2 separate regions of the Homo sapiens genome follow, and region 2 is linked to region 1. Evidence: chromatin loops called from intact Hi-C (ENCODE). Cell type or tissue: right lobe of liver. All regions are shown on one strand.

Region 1 (8,000 bases):
TGCCCATTGGGCAGTGCCTGTGCCAGGCAGGCTACGAGAAGGTGGAGGATGCCTGCCAGGGTGAGTGACGGTTCTGGGTTGCAGGGAAGGGGGTTCTGCATTCCCAGGTTCTGGTCTTTAGCTTTGGAATCATGGAATCTTGGTAAGCTCATCCCTGCTTTGACACACATTAGTTCTGTTAGTGGAAATTATAGATCCTTCCCAGACATCAGTTTCCTTATTAAGGCTGGACTAACTCATTCATTAAGAATGAATGAATTGTGGCTGGGCACGGTGGCTCATGCCTGTAATCCCAGCACTTTGGGAGGCTGAGGTGGGTGGATCACTTGAGCCCAGGAGTTTGAGACCAGCCTGGGCAACATAATGAAACGCCGTCTCTACCAAAAACACAAAAATTAGCTGGGTGTGGTGGCATGCACCTGTAATCCCAGCTACTTGGGAGGCTGAAGCACGAGAATCAATTGCTTGAACCCGGGAGGTGGAGGATGCAGTAAGCTGAGATCGCACCACTGTACTCCAGCCTGGGGTGACAGAGGAGATGCTTGTCTGAAAAAAAAAAAAAGAATGAATGAATTGAGAAACAGCAGAATGTGGAGTTTATGATTGATGACTCTGAAACAAGAATGCCTGTGTTCAAATCCCAGGTCTACATTTTTAGCTGTGTGGCTTTAGGCCATTTCCTTGACCTCTCTGTGCCTGGGTTTCCTCATCTGTAAAATGGAGAGGATCATAGCGTCTATCTCGTAGGGTGGCTGTGATAATCAAATGACTTAATAGTAAAGTGCTTAGGTCAGTGCCTGCCACATGAGTACTTTTAAATGTGGCTGTTATTTTTGATTCATCCCACGAATGTATACTGAGTAGCTCTGGTACAGCGGCACTGTGGTCCCACGGTGGAGTACCAGGAGCAAGTTCCATGTCTGTTATCAGCTCACTATGTGGCCTTAGGCAAGATACTTAAACTCCCTGGGCCTCAAACTCCTCTTTCGTACATAGAAGTGACTGAGTTGGACCCGGGGTGCACATCCCCTGGCTGCATATCAGGATCACCCGCGGAGCTTTTGGGAAATGCTTCTGTTGAGGGAGAGGTTGGAGGGGGGCCAAGGGTCTGCCTTTCTTGTCTGAATGTCCCCAGGGCCACAAATTTCCCATTGGGACCTCTATTGATTTTCCACTGGGGCCTCTATAGATGACACACTGGGCCCAGAAAAGGGCCAATTCATTCAGACTCTCCTTGGGGAATGAGGCTTGGGCATTAGTGAGTTCACATGGAGGAAGCCGTGGCGTGGTGTGGCCAGGGCCTGTGACAGCGGAAATCTCCACAGCAATGTGGATTTTCAATGGGTGACTTTTTCTGGAAATGGCCATGAGGCAGAGCATTTGTGGAATGCAGGCCAACCTTTGGAGGGCTGGCTCATTCCCTCTCTCTGGCAGCTTCTTTGCTGAGATAAGCGGGACGTTAAGGAATTGGAGGTTTAGTGGCTGCGTTGCACACACCTTGGCTAACTCCCCCCTCATCTCTGGTCTTGGGTTTCCTTTGAGTAAAATGAGAAAGTTCAACAGCACCAGCAGACTTTATGCTTGTTTTCTAGCCATGGATCCTGCAGCCCCTGGAGGGGGTTGAAGGGTTGGAGGACACTGAAGCCCTTTGTGATGGGCCCTACTTGCCTCCTAAAGCAAGTCCTCAGAACCTTACTTAACACGGTCTGTAAACCCCCCGATGAGAAGTTCCCTACGAGCTTTCTGGCCATAAGCCTGTGGTGTAGGCTCTGCTCCGGCCCATGCCATCGCCCCCTTGTCTTCCCAGCTCCCCTCTGCTGAGCGAGCCCCCCTTCCCCAGGCGGCCCCTGCTTTAGGTGACCTCGAATGCATACTCTCAGTTTCAGACAATGAGTGCGGTTGAGGGGGCCGGGACGAGGCAGCCCAGTGGGGCGAGCAGGCTCCTCCCACATGACATCCTCGCACAAGAATGCGGGGGTGGGGGTGAGGGGCAGCTGAAAACTTTCCACAGGCTGGTGAGGCAGGCCCCGCAGAGATAAGTGGACGGTTGGGGTGGGGGTGTCTCTCCAGGAAGCGGGGCAGCCTTCCCTCCTCTAGAGGTGGGGGGTCAGGGTTCTGGCAGATTTTGTTTGCAGAGAGCCGAGCAGCCCCCTGTTGGGAAGATCAGCCCAGCAGGAGGACAAGTTTCCAAGAGCGAAATTTCCGACTTAGTTCGTGGAACCCTGTCAATCGCTAGTCACCTACTGCCGGATTGTTCCTCCTCGGGATCCTCCCACCAAAATTCCTTTCAGTGTGGCTGGGTGCCGGTGCGCGAGATGCCAGGAACGCCCGGCTGGCTCCTCTTTATACCTCTAGACTTCTCTCAGCAGCCCCTGGCCATGCTGCTGCTGGAAGTGATGACAGTCGCTACCGTAGACGGGTGTCGTCCGAGGGGCAGGCGCTGAGCCAAGCAAGCGCTTTATCAGACATGCGAGCGGAATCCACACCGCCTTTCTGCGTGGCAGGGACTGTGATCAATCCCATTTGATAGACCAGGAAACTGAGGTTCAGAGAGCTAAAGAGGCTTGCCTGAAGTCACACAGCTAGGATGTGGCTGCATCAGGATCTGAATCCAGGCGGTGCAGCGGCGCCCAGGCTGCAGGATGGGTCAGGAAATGGGGCGGGAAGTGACCAGTTCCTTTGGAATCCCTGACTCAGCTCCTGGCCCTGGGGTAGGCTCTCTGGCCAGCCCTGGGGATGGCAGGGTCTGTTGCAGGGGCTTGGGGGCTCTGTTGGAGGCAGGGGTCCTGGAGAGGGCACTGCTGGGTACATTGAGGGAGAACCAGAGGGAGGCACAGGGTCTGCCCTCCCTGCCGGACCCTCCCCAGGCCTGGAGACCCAGATTCTTTCACTGGGGCTCCTGCTGGTGACAAACCAGACCCAGAGCGAGGCGGGGCACCCTGAGGTCACCTGGCACCTTGTCTAGGTTATTCCCAGTTTGTCCGTTTCTCCTCAGGGTTCTTTCCCCAGGAAGCCCAGAGCTCAGGAAAGAGTTAAGTGGGCAGAGGAAGGGAGGCACCTCCCAGGTGCTGTGTGCGGCAGGTGGGCACGCTGCCCGGAGCGCTCCCATGAACTATGTCAGGAATGAGCCAGCTTCCCTTGGTTCCCCCGCCCTGCCCCCGGCCCTGCCTGCGGGGACAGTGGAGTCGCTCGGGCTGACCGCTGTCCCCCGGGGGCTGCTTTGTCTCCATGTCTCCGCTTCCTGTGCTGGCCTCAGCAGCTGGCGGGGCCCCTGCTGGCGCCTCAGCCCTGGGGACCGCTGGTCAGGTGAGCAGGTGGCCAGCAGCCTTGGCCAGTGGCTCAGCTGAACAGCTGGGAGGCCAGAGCTGGGGTTGTGGGGAGTTGGAGATTCCCTCCTGAGAGGCTCCTGCTCCCTCAAGGGGCCCAGCCCCTTGGGGAGGTCCCCTCCCTACTGTAGTTTCATGATCCCCTAGTTCATAGGGACACCGCATTCCAGGCACCATGCTGGACATCTCATAAGCAGGGCTTTCTTCCATCTTCACACACAACCCAGAGAGGATGAGGACTTGATCCCCATTTTACAGATGAGGAAACTGAGGTCCGGAGAGGAAGCAGTGAACAGTGACCAAAAGAACGGGGGCCTGGCACAGGAAGGCAGTTGCCCCTGGTGTGTGTCCTTCCACCCACAGGCTGTATGACCTTAGCAGGTCCCCTTGGGGTCCCACCCCCATCTGTAAAATGAGTGGGCTGGACCTGTGGCCCTGAAGGACGCTGTCAACCTGGTGATCCGAGCTTCCCTCCTGTGGTTTCCCACTGGGGCTCAGTCTGAACACCGGGGAAGCTGTTGACTGTGTGACACAAGTGTGGTGAGGAGGGGTCCCACTGCTTACAGCCCCAGTGGCCTAAAGTCCATAGCTGACAGGGAGGAGTCCCCTGGCCAGGGTATGTCTGTGGTTAAGGTGGTCTTTAGACAGGGTGGTCTCGGGCCATGGCAGGGGCTGCTGGCAGGATTCCTGTTTCATCAGATCACAGTTGGTCCCCCAGGTGGAAGACTCTGGGAGCTGCTGGCTGTGGCTCGCAGGCTTTGTCCCCTGCTGGGAAGTCCCACCAGGCCTTATTTCTGTGATGTTTCTTCTGGCCTACAGAGGTGGGACCACGGTGGCAGCACCCCCAGCCCCCCATGGTGGCTCTCACCTCTGTGCCCTGTCTGCCCCACCCTCAGCTCACACTGGGGGCAAAGCTAGGCGCTGGCATCTCCGCTGGGCGGGCACCGGCTTCTCCCTCCCTCCCTCTCTCCCTCCTGGAGGTAAGTGGGTCCCCAGAACGGAAGGAAGGAGGCGAGGGAAAGCAAACAGAAGATGAAAGGCTGGAGGCAGGACAGGAGCGGTAGGCGGGGGCTGAGGTGGGGAGTGGTGCTTATCAATGGTGGAGGAATGTGCCTGCAGATAGCTCCCTAGGGTGTGTGTGAAAGGGACAGGGTGCTGGCAGCCGTCAGGCCCTGGGGGCAGCCCCCCTTCTGCAGAGACGACAGGGCCTGCTGGGAGCAAGAAGCCACCAGGGCCTGAGGTTGTCAGCTCCCTCATTTGCTGGGTCAGTAACCCATAGGTCGCCATTTGCCGTCTGTCAGGGCCCAGAGACAAAGTCCAAGCTCCACATCCCTGGGCCAAGGTGGTTCCTGCGGTCACCTGCTGGGCCTGGCTTGGGCGGTGACTGGCCCTAGGTGAATTGCCACCATGACCTCTTGACCTCACAACCTTGCCATTGCCAGCCTGGGAGGTGGCTGTGCCTTGGGAGGAGGGGCTCCACTGGGGGCTGGACTTGCGTCACGATAAGGGCGTCTGTCCCTGAGTCACCTCATGCTGCCACCTGAGGGGCGGGCATCAGGAACTGGAAAAACCAGGGTATAGCCGGAGGTGCAGCCACTGTGCCCCAGTTCCCCTGCTCGGAGTAGCCCAGGCCTGCCAGACAACCGGGGCCAGAACAGCTCTCCACAGGTGTGCCACAGGTGTGCCAAAGTTAGGCTCTTGTGTAAGGCAGGTAGGCATCCTGGTGGACCTTCTCCACAGTGTCTCTCTGGGCGCTGAAACACTGCTCATTTCTCTGGCCCTGGAGTGCATATTTCACATGCACATGGTAGGTTTGCCACCCATTCTCTCTCCCACTCACTCTTCCATCCACCTGTCCACCCATCCACTCATCCATCCATCCACCCCTCCACCCATCCACCCCTACATCCATCCATCCATTCATCCATCCATCCATCCATCCATCCATCCATCATCCATCCATTCACTCGTCTACCCGCCAACCCACCAAACCACCCATCCACTTGTCCATTCATCTATCCATCCATCCATCCACTCATACCCCCCTCCACCCATCCATCTGCCCACCCCTCCACCCAACCACCCACCTATCCACCCATCCATCCATCCATCCATCCATCCATCCATTCATCCCTCCACCCACCCACCCTCCTGCCTATCCATCCCTCATCCATCCATCTACTCATCCATCCGTCCACCCACCAACCCACCCATCCACTTGTCCATTCATCTGTCCATCCTCCGCCCCATCCATCCATCTATCCACCCCTCCACCCAGCCATCCACCTATCCATCCCGCATCCATCCATCCACTCATCCACCTGTCCACCCACCAACCCACCCATCCACTTGTCCATTCATCTGTCCATCCTCCCCACCCATCCATACATCCATCCATCCAACCACCACTCCACCCACCCACCCATCCATCCCTCATCCATCCATCCACTCATCCACCTGTCCACCCACCAACCCACCCATCCATTTGTCCATTCATCTGTCCATTCATCCACCCACTCATACCCCCCTCCACCCATCCATCCATTCATCCACCCACCCATCCATCCACACACTCATCTACCCATCCACCCACCAACTCACCCATCTATCCATCCATCCATCTGTCTGTCCATCCATTCAGCAAACATTAACTGAGCACCGCTGGGCCATGGGACACAGATAAATTGGTCTCCATTCCTGCTCCTCAGGAGCTGCTGGTCTCACGGAAGCTCCTGATACATGCAGGAATAATTTCAAATGGAGCATAAAAGCCAAGTTTTGAATTCCCCTGGAGCTGAAACAGTGTTTATCTGTCTCACCATCGCATCCTAGCACCCAGCATTGTGCCAGACACGTATGAAGTGCCCATTTCTATTTGGTAAACATAAGATTAATAGATGCCCTAATGGGGGCCGGGGGGCCAGGAATTGGGCAGTCTGGGAGGGCTGTGTAGAGGAGCTTAAGCTGGGTATTAAAGGATGCATAGGAGTTTGCTGGTTGGCTAAGGAACAGTAGGTATCTGGTGTATGTGGGTGTGTTTGAGTGTGTGTGACCCCTGTCCCCACTTGCCCGCCTAGAATGCCAGGAAATCCAACTAGATAAAGTCAGGAAGAACACAGGGGCTTGCTGGTGTCCTACTCATGAACTCTGGGACCCCTGAGCACTTGGAAACTCTGGCGGGGCCCTGGAGACAGCCCCTGGTAGCTTTGTGGTTGGAGGAGGGGAAGCACATCTCGTCAGGCAGGCACATGCCCTGTTGACGCTGCCTCTCTGCTGTATTATCTGGCACATCCGCAGCGGAAATCTCTCCAAATTCCCTCTTTCCTGGCGGCAGCAGGCAGGCAGGCCACCCCCGGGCGCTGGGGCCAAAGAGCCCATCTCTTCCCCCACTTCCTCCTCTTGGCATAGAAGCAGCCACACGGTGGGGAGTCGGGGCATTGTGAGGGTTTGCAGGTGGCTAAAGCCTCCAGTGGGTCCGAGCCTGGGCTGTGGGGGTTTATGGCCCCTGCCTGGCCTGAGAGCCTGGGCTGGGAACGCCCCCGAGCTTCCCAAGTCAGCTGGCCCTGGACCACCTGAACCAGCACTGAGCCAGGTGAAGTCTCCTCCACAGACAAGTCAGGGCATTTGGGGGAACTGACCCCAGGATAAACATGGCCCAGCTTTCTGGAGTCTCAGTTTTACTCACAGATCTGGTGGAGGAGAGAGCTATTTTTGTATCATGCAGATATGTTATGGGGAGGGATGCAATATACTCATGGGTTTCCAAATACAATAGGAGACTTGAAGACATTCGGGGCTTGAAGGAGACCACTTCAGCCACCCCAACCAACCCCCCTGGGCTGGAGTCTACACTTTTCTGCTCACAGACACAAAAGTGCCCAGTTTGAGAAGATCTGTGGTGGGGAATACCCTCCCCTCCTCCACAACACATAGACCCACAGCTGCTCTGAAATTCGTCAGGAGTTTCTGGCTTTTGAAGTGGGTCAGGCCTTATCTCCTCTCTCTTCAGGCTTGTTTCAGAATGTTGATTTATCTTTGCTCCAAATTGAAGTGTTCCTAAGAACAGAAGTGGGAAAGGAGGCCCGGTGAGGTGGCTCACGCCTGTAATCCCAGCATTGTGGGAAGTCGAGGTGGGAGGATCACTTGAGGCCAGGAGGTCAAGAGACCAGCCTGGGCAACAAAGACACACCCCGTCTCTAAAAAATAAAATAGGCCGGACGCGGTGGCTCACGCCTGTAATCCCAGCACTTTGGGAGGCCGAGACGGGTGGATCACTTGAGGCCAGGAGTTCGAGACCAGGCTGCATCTCTACTAAAAATACAAAAGTTAGCCAGGCTTGATGGCCGGTGCCTGTAGTTCCAGCTACTCAGGAGGCTGAGGCAGGAGAATTGCTTGAACCCAGGAGGCGGAGGTTGCAGTGAGCTGAGATCCCACCACTTCACTCCAGCCTGGGCAACAGAGCGAGACTCCATCTCAAAAACAAAATAAATAAATAATGAAAAAGGAGTGGGAGAGGAGAGAGGCTGAAAATCAGGCATCCTAAGTTTGAGTTCTGGTTTCCTTCTTGGGAGCTTGGTGACCTTGGACAAGCTTTTTTGTCTCTCCTCACCTCCAAAGTGGAACCAGCGCTAATAGTGCCTGTATATAGCAGGTCTATTGCGAGGACTAAATGAG
Region 2 (8,000 bases), 77 kb after region 1:
GATACGCTCTCTCCACCCTTCCTTCTGCAGCCTGGGCTTCCTCAGCGCCCCCCAGATCTAATTGTATAGTCCAGCCTTGTCCCCCTCCTGAGAGGACGGGGCCCCTGGCAGTCTCAACATGCATCCAGGAAAGTTGGGTTGAGGTGAAAGGAATATGGGGAGCCATGTGGGCAGGGGACAGCCAGGGTCCCAGAGACTCTGGGTGGCTGCATCACTGACCCACCCTGCCCTCTCCTTATCACTGATGCTCTCCGAGTGCATACTAGTCTGAAAGTTTTAGGCAGATAAAGCTAGTTTGGGTTATATATGAACACAGTCCCTATCTTACAAGTGGGAAAACTGAGGCAGAGGGCAGTGGAGTGACTTGTCCAGGGCCACACAGCTAGGATAGTATAAGCCAAGATTTAAACCATGGCATGCTGACTCCACAGCCTAGGGCCTCAGTCTCTGCACTCACAGCCAGCCCTCGGCCCTGGTGCCTGCACCTGTCTACTCTCCTGGAGCTGCAGGCTGCTGTGGGCTCCTGAGCCCCCCACCTGGCCCCTGCACCAGCAATCGATTGCTAATCATAGCCTCTGAGCGCTCAGTGCCTCCTAGGCCAGGTAGGCACTGCTACAGAAGGAAGGGTGGAGGGAGTGCGTCCACCCTTGGCCAAGGCCAAGGATTGCAGGCCTCAGGCTGATGCCCATACTGAGCCCAGAGCTTGCACCCAGCTGGGGCCACCCAGCCAAACCCCAAAACCTAGGTCAGGCCACACCTGGGAAAATCACCCCATCCCAGCATCGGCAGCAGTTAGCGTCTGCCTAGTTGGTAGAGAGGCTAGGAGTGCAGAATACGAAGCAGGGCTCCACCATTTACTAGCTCTGTGACCTCAGCAAGTGACTTGACCTTGTGTGTGTATCTCAGTGTTCCCATCTCTAAAATGGGAATTATAATAGTATTGATGTCATAGGGTTGCTGGGCGGACTAAATGGCTTAATTCATGTAAGGCATTCAGACCAGTACCCAACACATAGTAAGCACTCGTACATATTAGCTATTGCTCTCATTTTTACTTTTAATTTTAATATTGTATATATTATAATAGAGACAGGCTCTCACTATGTTGCCCAGGCTTATCTCGAACTCCTGGCCTCAAGCCACCCTCCCACCTCGGCCTCCCAAAGTGCTGGGATTACAGGTGTGAGCCACTGCACCCGGCCTTTAATTTTTATTACCTGTCTGTGCAGACAGCTAATGTGGGCCTTCATGGCTGGAAGGGGAAACCTACAGAGGTTTTAAGCCACATCCTGCCTCATGGGAAAGGCAGCGGGTGGCAGGCACTCGAGGTGCTGAGGACATTGAGAAAGTGATTGGGACCAGATTAAGGCAACAAATGCTGTTTCCAGGAGCTATTTTGCATTCATTATCTATTTTTAAGCTACCGTTTGTTGAGCGCTTATCCTGAGCTAGGCTGAGCCTTTGCTCTCCTGACCTAGTTAGTTCTCATTCAACCCTGTGACAAGGGATGTGGGGCTCAGAGAACGGGAGGGTCTTCCCTCAGGTCACATGGCCAGGGCATGGAGAGGCAGGACTTGAATCCAGGTCAATGTGACCCCAGAGCCTGAGTGTGGAAACCCCGTCCTTTGCTTTCTTACGTCCCTATAGAGAGAGAGGTGCTATGGCTCACGCTTATAATCTAAATACTGGGAGGCTGAGGCGGGAGGATCGCTTGAGCCCACGAGTTCAAGACCAGCCTGTGCAACATAGTGAGACCCCATCTCTACAAAAAACTTTTTAAAAATTACCTAGCTGTGGTGGTGTGTGCTGGTAGTCCCAGCTATTTGGGAGGCTGAGGCAGGAGGATGGCTTGAACCCAGGAGGTCGAAGCTGCAGTGAGCTGTGATTACTCCACCGCACTCTAGCCTGGGCAACAAAGACCCTGTCTCAAAAACAAAAAGAGGTGCTAAGTATATGGCCAGTGCTTAGAAAAACAACCTCTTGGAACACTTGAATGGTCCCTATTTGTTGGGGGCTCTGCAACCAATGGCAGTCTGTATGGAACAGAGAGGAATATTTGCCCCCCTTCTCTCCAGTTCCAGGGGCTCAGTACCCGCTCCATGCCCTTGGTGCCATAACCACTCTGCCTCCTCACTCATGCCCCAGCCCTCTCCTCCAGGCCAACTGATCAGCCTCCTGGCCCCACCTTGGGGGTATCCAATGCACTGGGGGCCGGTGGGGTCGGGGGTGAGAGTAGAAATTAGAGACCGAGAATTTTCTTCTGGAAACTCAGACATCTGATCATGTCTGGGTGAAGGCACAAGCTCTAAGGGGGCCGACCAGAGCCACCCATAGTTTCCAAGTCCTGAGCAGTCCTACACCAGGCACTGAGGAAAGGGTAGGTGGGACCTTGCCCTTCGGGAGCTCACAGTCTGATGAGAGAGGTACAGCTTTGCCCGTGGAGTAGCCTAATGGGGGAGGCAGTATGCATGAACCCTTGGAAGGATGCCCCGAGGACCCTGTCTGGAGATCAGCACTGTTTAGTGGTTGGGGCACAAGCTTTGGAGTTTCACAAGGGCCGAAGTGTGACCCTCATCTCTGCTGCTTATTAGCAGGTGACCTTGCATAAGTGATTTATCCTCTCTGAGCCTCCGTTTCCCTATCTGTAAAATGGGCATAACATGTACTTTGCAGGATTGTTGTGTGGGTTAAATGAGAGATCATGGGTGAACAGGCCTAGGACAGACAGTACCTGACACAGTACTGTCACACCTGCTCAGTAAACAGTGGCGGCAAATCACTGCAGGCCAGACTTTGGCCATTAGGACCACAGGTGAGGTACCTAATCCAGCAGAGGCCAATCTGGGCAGGTTGCTTGTGGGAGGTGAGGCTGGAGCAAGATGTTCCCAGAGGCCAGGTCACAGGATGGGAGGGAGCCTGGGGAAGGAAGTGGGGAGGAGCTGGGGTGTGTGGAAGTCCTGGGGAGGAGCCCATTTTCTCTCTCCATCCTTGCACGGGGAGAGAAAGGGACCCCCTTGGATAGCTCTGAGCTGAGCCAACCCACAGATGAGCTATTGTCACGGCTCAGGTGACCTGTAAACAAATGTCCTGGGGAGGAGGGGACACTCAGTCCACTCGAGGCCTGGCCTCTGCCAAGCTCTGTGGCCTGCTCCCCTGGCAGTGACTCAACAGGCAGAGCGGCCAAGGACTCACCCTCAAGGGCTTCCCTCTGCGGAGCCTCCAGAGCCAGCTCCAGCCCTGGGGACAGGACCAGAGGAGTGGCTGACCAAGATGTGTCCCATTGTCCAGAGAGAGACACTGAGGGGAGAGGGGTGGAGCGGCTGCTGCTTACGGACTGCTTGCTGTGGCAGGTGCTTCCTCCTTGCTGCAGCCCTTTCTGGGCTGGTATTATTTCACAGATGAGAATCCAAGGCTCACAGGGGCTAAGTCCCATGCCCACCCCCTGCAGCGGAAAGTGAGAAGCGGGGACTTAAACCCAGCTCAGGGACCGTAAGAGGAATGCCTTGGCCGCTTACGTTCTCTTCAGAGCCAAGGGCAGAGCCCGGCACATCACAGCTGGGCAGTACACACCCGGGCAATGGTTGGCTAGAGGGGCCGCATCGGCTGCAGGTGCCCTGAGAAGCTGAGCAGAGAAGCCCGAGGCTGGCCGGGGAGGAGCATGAGGGGACGCTTTGACCCCAGGCTGCTGCTCAGTTTCTGTGTGGTTTTGAGAGGATATTTACCCTCCCTGGGCTGCTGCAGAGTCAAACACGGTCCCTCTCTGCCCTCTGGGGTGCAGAGCCCTGGGAGGCACTCTTGGGGTAGATGGCAACCATGGTGACTAATGGGTTGGGACACGGAGCCCCAGAGAACAGCTTAAAGGAGTTGGAAGGCCCTGAAGCAGACGAGAGGAGCCTGAGGGGTTGTGCTGCAGACTCACCCAAGGATCAAGTAGAGAAGACCAACCAGTATGGGAACTGCAACAAGAGGGGTTTAGGCTAGACATCAGGAGGAACTGTCTGGGAGGTTAGACTCTAAAGCAGATTGAAGAGGAGCTGGCATAGGAAGGCAGGAAGCACCCTCAAGATGCAGAGGAGAAGCTCTGGTTGAAGACAGAGGGATGGAGGAGACATCTGGTTGACACCCTCTCCTTGAAGAATCAAGATGGCCCTCTCCAGGTTGCCATGGCAGCCAGAAGCCTGTCACTCTTGTGGACAGAGGAGGTGGGGGAGGGAGCAGGTCTGAGAAGGGAATTCTGACCTTGAGGTCAGGAGACTAGGGTGTGGACTGAAAGAAAGGGGGTGTCCTTCTGGGAGAGGGAGCCACAGGAGCAGGTGCTAGCGGTCCCTTCGGGCTGCCTCCCAGCCCCCACCCCACATGACACTCTGTGTTTTTCCAGTTGCCAGTGGTGACGTGACCACCAGTCCCAGCTGGGCGAAGAACAGCCTGTGATTTCACCCTGGGCTGGTTCATTACCTGACGTCCCCATGGCAACCAGCCTGTGACATCATGGGGCCAAAGTCCTCAGGGGGAGCAGGCAGCTTTGGTGGAGGCACCTGAACCCCAACTGAGGTGGGGAGCCAGGCGGGCTGGGGAGGGGGTGGGAGCCAGGAGTCCTCCAAGCCCACCACCGTCTCAACAAATGACCTTGTTCAAGTCATGCCTCTGCCAGGCTTTGGCATCACCACCAGCCTCCTCTGTGCCCGGCTCCCCTCCCCATCAACCTCGCTCCCTGGTCTGTGGCTGGAGAGTTGTAAAAAAGCTTCAGGGGATGGCCAGGGGTCCTAGAAATACCCTAACACCTCTCAAGTTCCTAGGGTCAGCCTATGGCCAGAGCCACCTGTCTGCACCTTGGCGGGCCCTGGCTTGTACAGGACATGCAGAATTTCCAGAACCTCAGGATTGGCAACTTGCAAACTTTTTTGACTGGACCCATAGGAATAATATATTTTGCATCATGACCCAGAATACACACAGAGAAAATTTTTACTCTGTGTGTGTTGTGCACACACATCTGCACAGACTTGTGTTTGCATAAACAGAAGCTTCATAAAGTAATACTTAACCTGACTTGCAGTGGGCTCTGATATTTTCCATTCTATTCCATTCTATTTCATTAAAATAAGACCTAATTAATAAACGGCTGCATGACCCACTGAAATATGCACCCCCAGTTTGAACATTGCCTTTGAAGGGCCTGGACAACATGGCCTTTGTGGAAATGGAGGCCTTGGAGCCCAGAGAGGGGCAGGACTAGCTCAGGGTCACACAGCAGGGACTCAGGAAAAAGAACAAGATGAGCTGAGTGCTATGGTGTGCAGGCGCACGGCTCAGTCCACAGGATCCCGTGCTGCCCCAGGTGCTCTCACCTCCTTAGGCCTGCCTGGGTCATGGGTGGGGTGGTCAATAAGATCTTTCCTTGGCTCCAGTCTCTGCCTCCAGCCTCCTTGACTAGCCCACCTGCTTACCTTTGGGTGGATCCCAGAAACCTACGGTCTCTTCTGCAAACTAAGTCTAATCCAGTTGGGATGAAAACTTGAATCTCAGGCTGGGCGTGGTGGCTCATGCCTGTAATCCCAGCACTTTGGAAGGCCGAGGCAGGCGGATCGCCTGAGGTCAGGTGTTTGAGACCAGCCTGGCCAACATGGTGAAACCCTGTCTCTACTGGAAATATAAAAATGAGCAGGTGCCCATAATCCCAGCTACTCAGGAGGCTGAGGCAGGAGAATCGCTTGAATCTGGGAGGCGGAGGTTAGAGTGAGTCGAGATCACGCCACTGTACTCCAGCCTGGGTGACAGAGCGAGATTCTGTCTCCAAAAAAAAAAGAAAAGAAAACCTTAATCTCACCTCCAACTGAATGCTTACCTTCCCCCTGCCAGCTGCCCCTGAAATGAGGATTTGGGTACAACTGATATGAGGTGAACCTTCCAGAGGAAGCCAGTAGGGAATGGAGCGAGAGGAGGATGGAGGAGGCCAGCCAGGCAGTGGGGTGGTCTCAGGCCTGGCCTCAGCCTGGTCCTGCAGGGTACTCCGGAGGGTAAGTGAAGGGGAATTTTCGGATCCCAGACAAAAGAGCTGGGGTTCTGCACCTGGTAGTCATTGGCTTGGGGCCACTCTGGGTGGGGCCAACAGAAATTTACCTAGGGCAGCCCCTGTAGAAAGAGCCACAGGTGGTGCCTCTTAGAAGCCATGCAGGGCGCCAGGGCAAAAACAGGAGAAAGGAATCCAGGGGAATTGGGGGCAGCACCCACATGGTCCCCTAACCCCAGTGACACAATCTGGCCTAGAGCATTAAGTCCCTCCGCTGGCGGGCAGAGAGTGAGCGCAGGGACCATTGTCTTCCAGGGAGGGAGGATGCCTGCAGCAGGGGAGCCCTGGGAGAAGGGAGCCGGGAGACCTGGAATAGACCTAAGAGAGGGCTAACAGGATTTGCCGGTTGACTGCGTGGCCCCGGGGAGAGTGGGGGAAGGCAGGACCCTGAGAAACTCCCAGGGTTGTAGTTGGTGCAGTGGGGGATGGGGGGAAGGTGGACCTGGAATTGGGAATCCTCTTTTGCCCAGGTGTGCTTGGGGTGCCCCTTGGGCATCCATGTGGAGAGCTGGAAACTCAGTTGGGAGCTCAAGTGAGGAGTCAGGGCTGGAGGTGTGCACATGGGCAGCGGGCAGCGGAAACAGGAAGGTGAGACCTCCTGGGGAGAGAGGGTGGAGAAGGGCCAGGACAGAAGTGTGCCAGCCAACGGGCAGGGGTGAGCCAGGGAGGAGCCAAAGAGGGGACCCAGGACAGCAGCCAGAGAGGCCAGAGGCCAGGATAAGAGCGAGGCTCAAGAGGGCAGGAAGGCTGCACAGCTCCAGCTCCAAGAAGAGGCTGGAGCAGCCCCCATTGGAGTTGGCCCCACGGATTTTCCTGGCAGCTTGGCAAGGGCTGCCTCATGAAAGCCTGCTTGGAATGGGTGGAGGAGAAGTGGAGGACGAGGAAGTAGATGTGGGACACAGCTCTCTGCACGTCCAGCGAGAAGGGAGCAGAGGAACGGCCAAGTCGCTGGAAGGAAACAGTGGTCACAAGCTTCTGAGAAGACAGGAGATGCTTGGGTTGCCAGGATGCTGACGGCCCCACCCAGTGGTAAAGGGGACAGAGGAGTGAGAATGCAGGAGAAGGTCCAGAGCCCAAGACACATCGCAGCATATGAGATCCCGGCTGAATGCTTCAAAGTGGACAGAGTGGAGAGGGCACAGTGACACCGCAGGAGGGAGAGCAGAGCCTCTGGGGGGAGGGCAGGGGCAGGACCCAGCCCTGGGTGGATGGGCCAGAAGGTCTTGGGTGCAGCAGGAACAGCTCTTCCTTTGTTGCAGGAGGGAAAGGCGATGATGTGGGCAAAGGTGCAGGCAGGCTCTGGTGATTTGGGTGGAAAGATCCAGGTGACACCTTTCCAAGGATCCTGGACCCAGTGAGGGAGGGGCAGAAGCCCCCAGCAGTGTGTGGGGTAGGGGAGGGGGTGTGTTTCATGTCTGAGAAGGAAGGATGGGGTGAAGCTGTCAACCTGGCAGGAAACAAAGACAGCAGGAAATGCAGAAACAGAGAAGGATCCGGGCAGCGTCCCACGGGAGGCTGGGGCTACAATCTCGCATGCAGCGGTCACTTTCTCCAGCAACATTCAGCTCCTCAGATCCAGGCACAGGGCAGGAGGGTCAGACCCAAACCGGGGTGAGAGGTAAGGGCGTCTGTGAGAGAGAGCTCAGAGGCCATGCCAGGGTGTCAGCCGGGCCAGGAGCAAAAGAGGACGGGAGGATCTAGTCTGGAAATATGAGGGTAAATGGATTAAAGATCTCCACGAGGCCAAAATCATGCTGGAGTGTGGGTGCTAGAAACTGAGAAAAGGGAGTAAAAAGAAGATGAGGCCAGTAATTCCCGCTGAGGGGCACAGGCAGGAGGGCATCTGGCTGGACCCCTTCCCTGCTGTGGACTTGAGTCTGCTTTCTCTACGATGTTGTTGGATAAAAACAAGGCCATACTCACCTTACGG

The links. Hi-C counts contacts between places; a loop is a spot of excess contacts. Peaks named below come from ENCODE experiments on the same cell type or tissue, not always from the same donor. Only the 100,000 strongest peaks of a DNase experiment are listed, where the experiment ranks them.
Region 2: it touches region 1 in a loop (2.8-fold over the local background); 11 of 110 quality-filtered maps call a loop at or near these places.

The regions. Positions count from the first base shown.
Region 1 is chr1:16,140,438-16,148,437 of GRCh38, reverse strand. It overlaps EPHA2 (EPH receptor A2), which reads left to right. Exons shown (of 17, transcript NM_004431.5): 3 at 1-60. Among named protein-coding and RNA genes, the nearest start is that of EPHA2-AS1, 11 kb to the left of the region's middle. RefSeq lists enhancers at 1,418-1,946, 3,532-4,060, 4,061-4,588, 6,717-6,766, 6,100-7,067. In right lobe of liver, no CTCF peak of the experiment used is centred here; DNase peaks (open chromatin) are centred at 1,987, 2,567, 3,097, 4,667 and 2 weaker places; H3K4me3 peaks cover 2,357 bases; H3K27ac peaks cover 7,918 bases.
Region 2 is chr1:16,063,712-16,071,711 of GRCh38, reverse strand. The region is part of intron 1 of FAM131C (family with sequence similarity 131 member C); the gene reads left to right. Among named protein-coding and RNA genes, the nearest start is that of FAM131C, 5.9 kb to the left of the region's middle. In right lobe of liver, no CTCF peak of the experiment used is centred here; DNase peaks (open chromatin) are centred at 3,151 and 4,441; H3K27ac peaks cover 1,574 bases.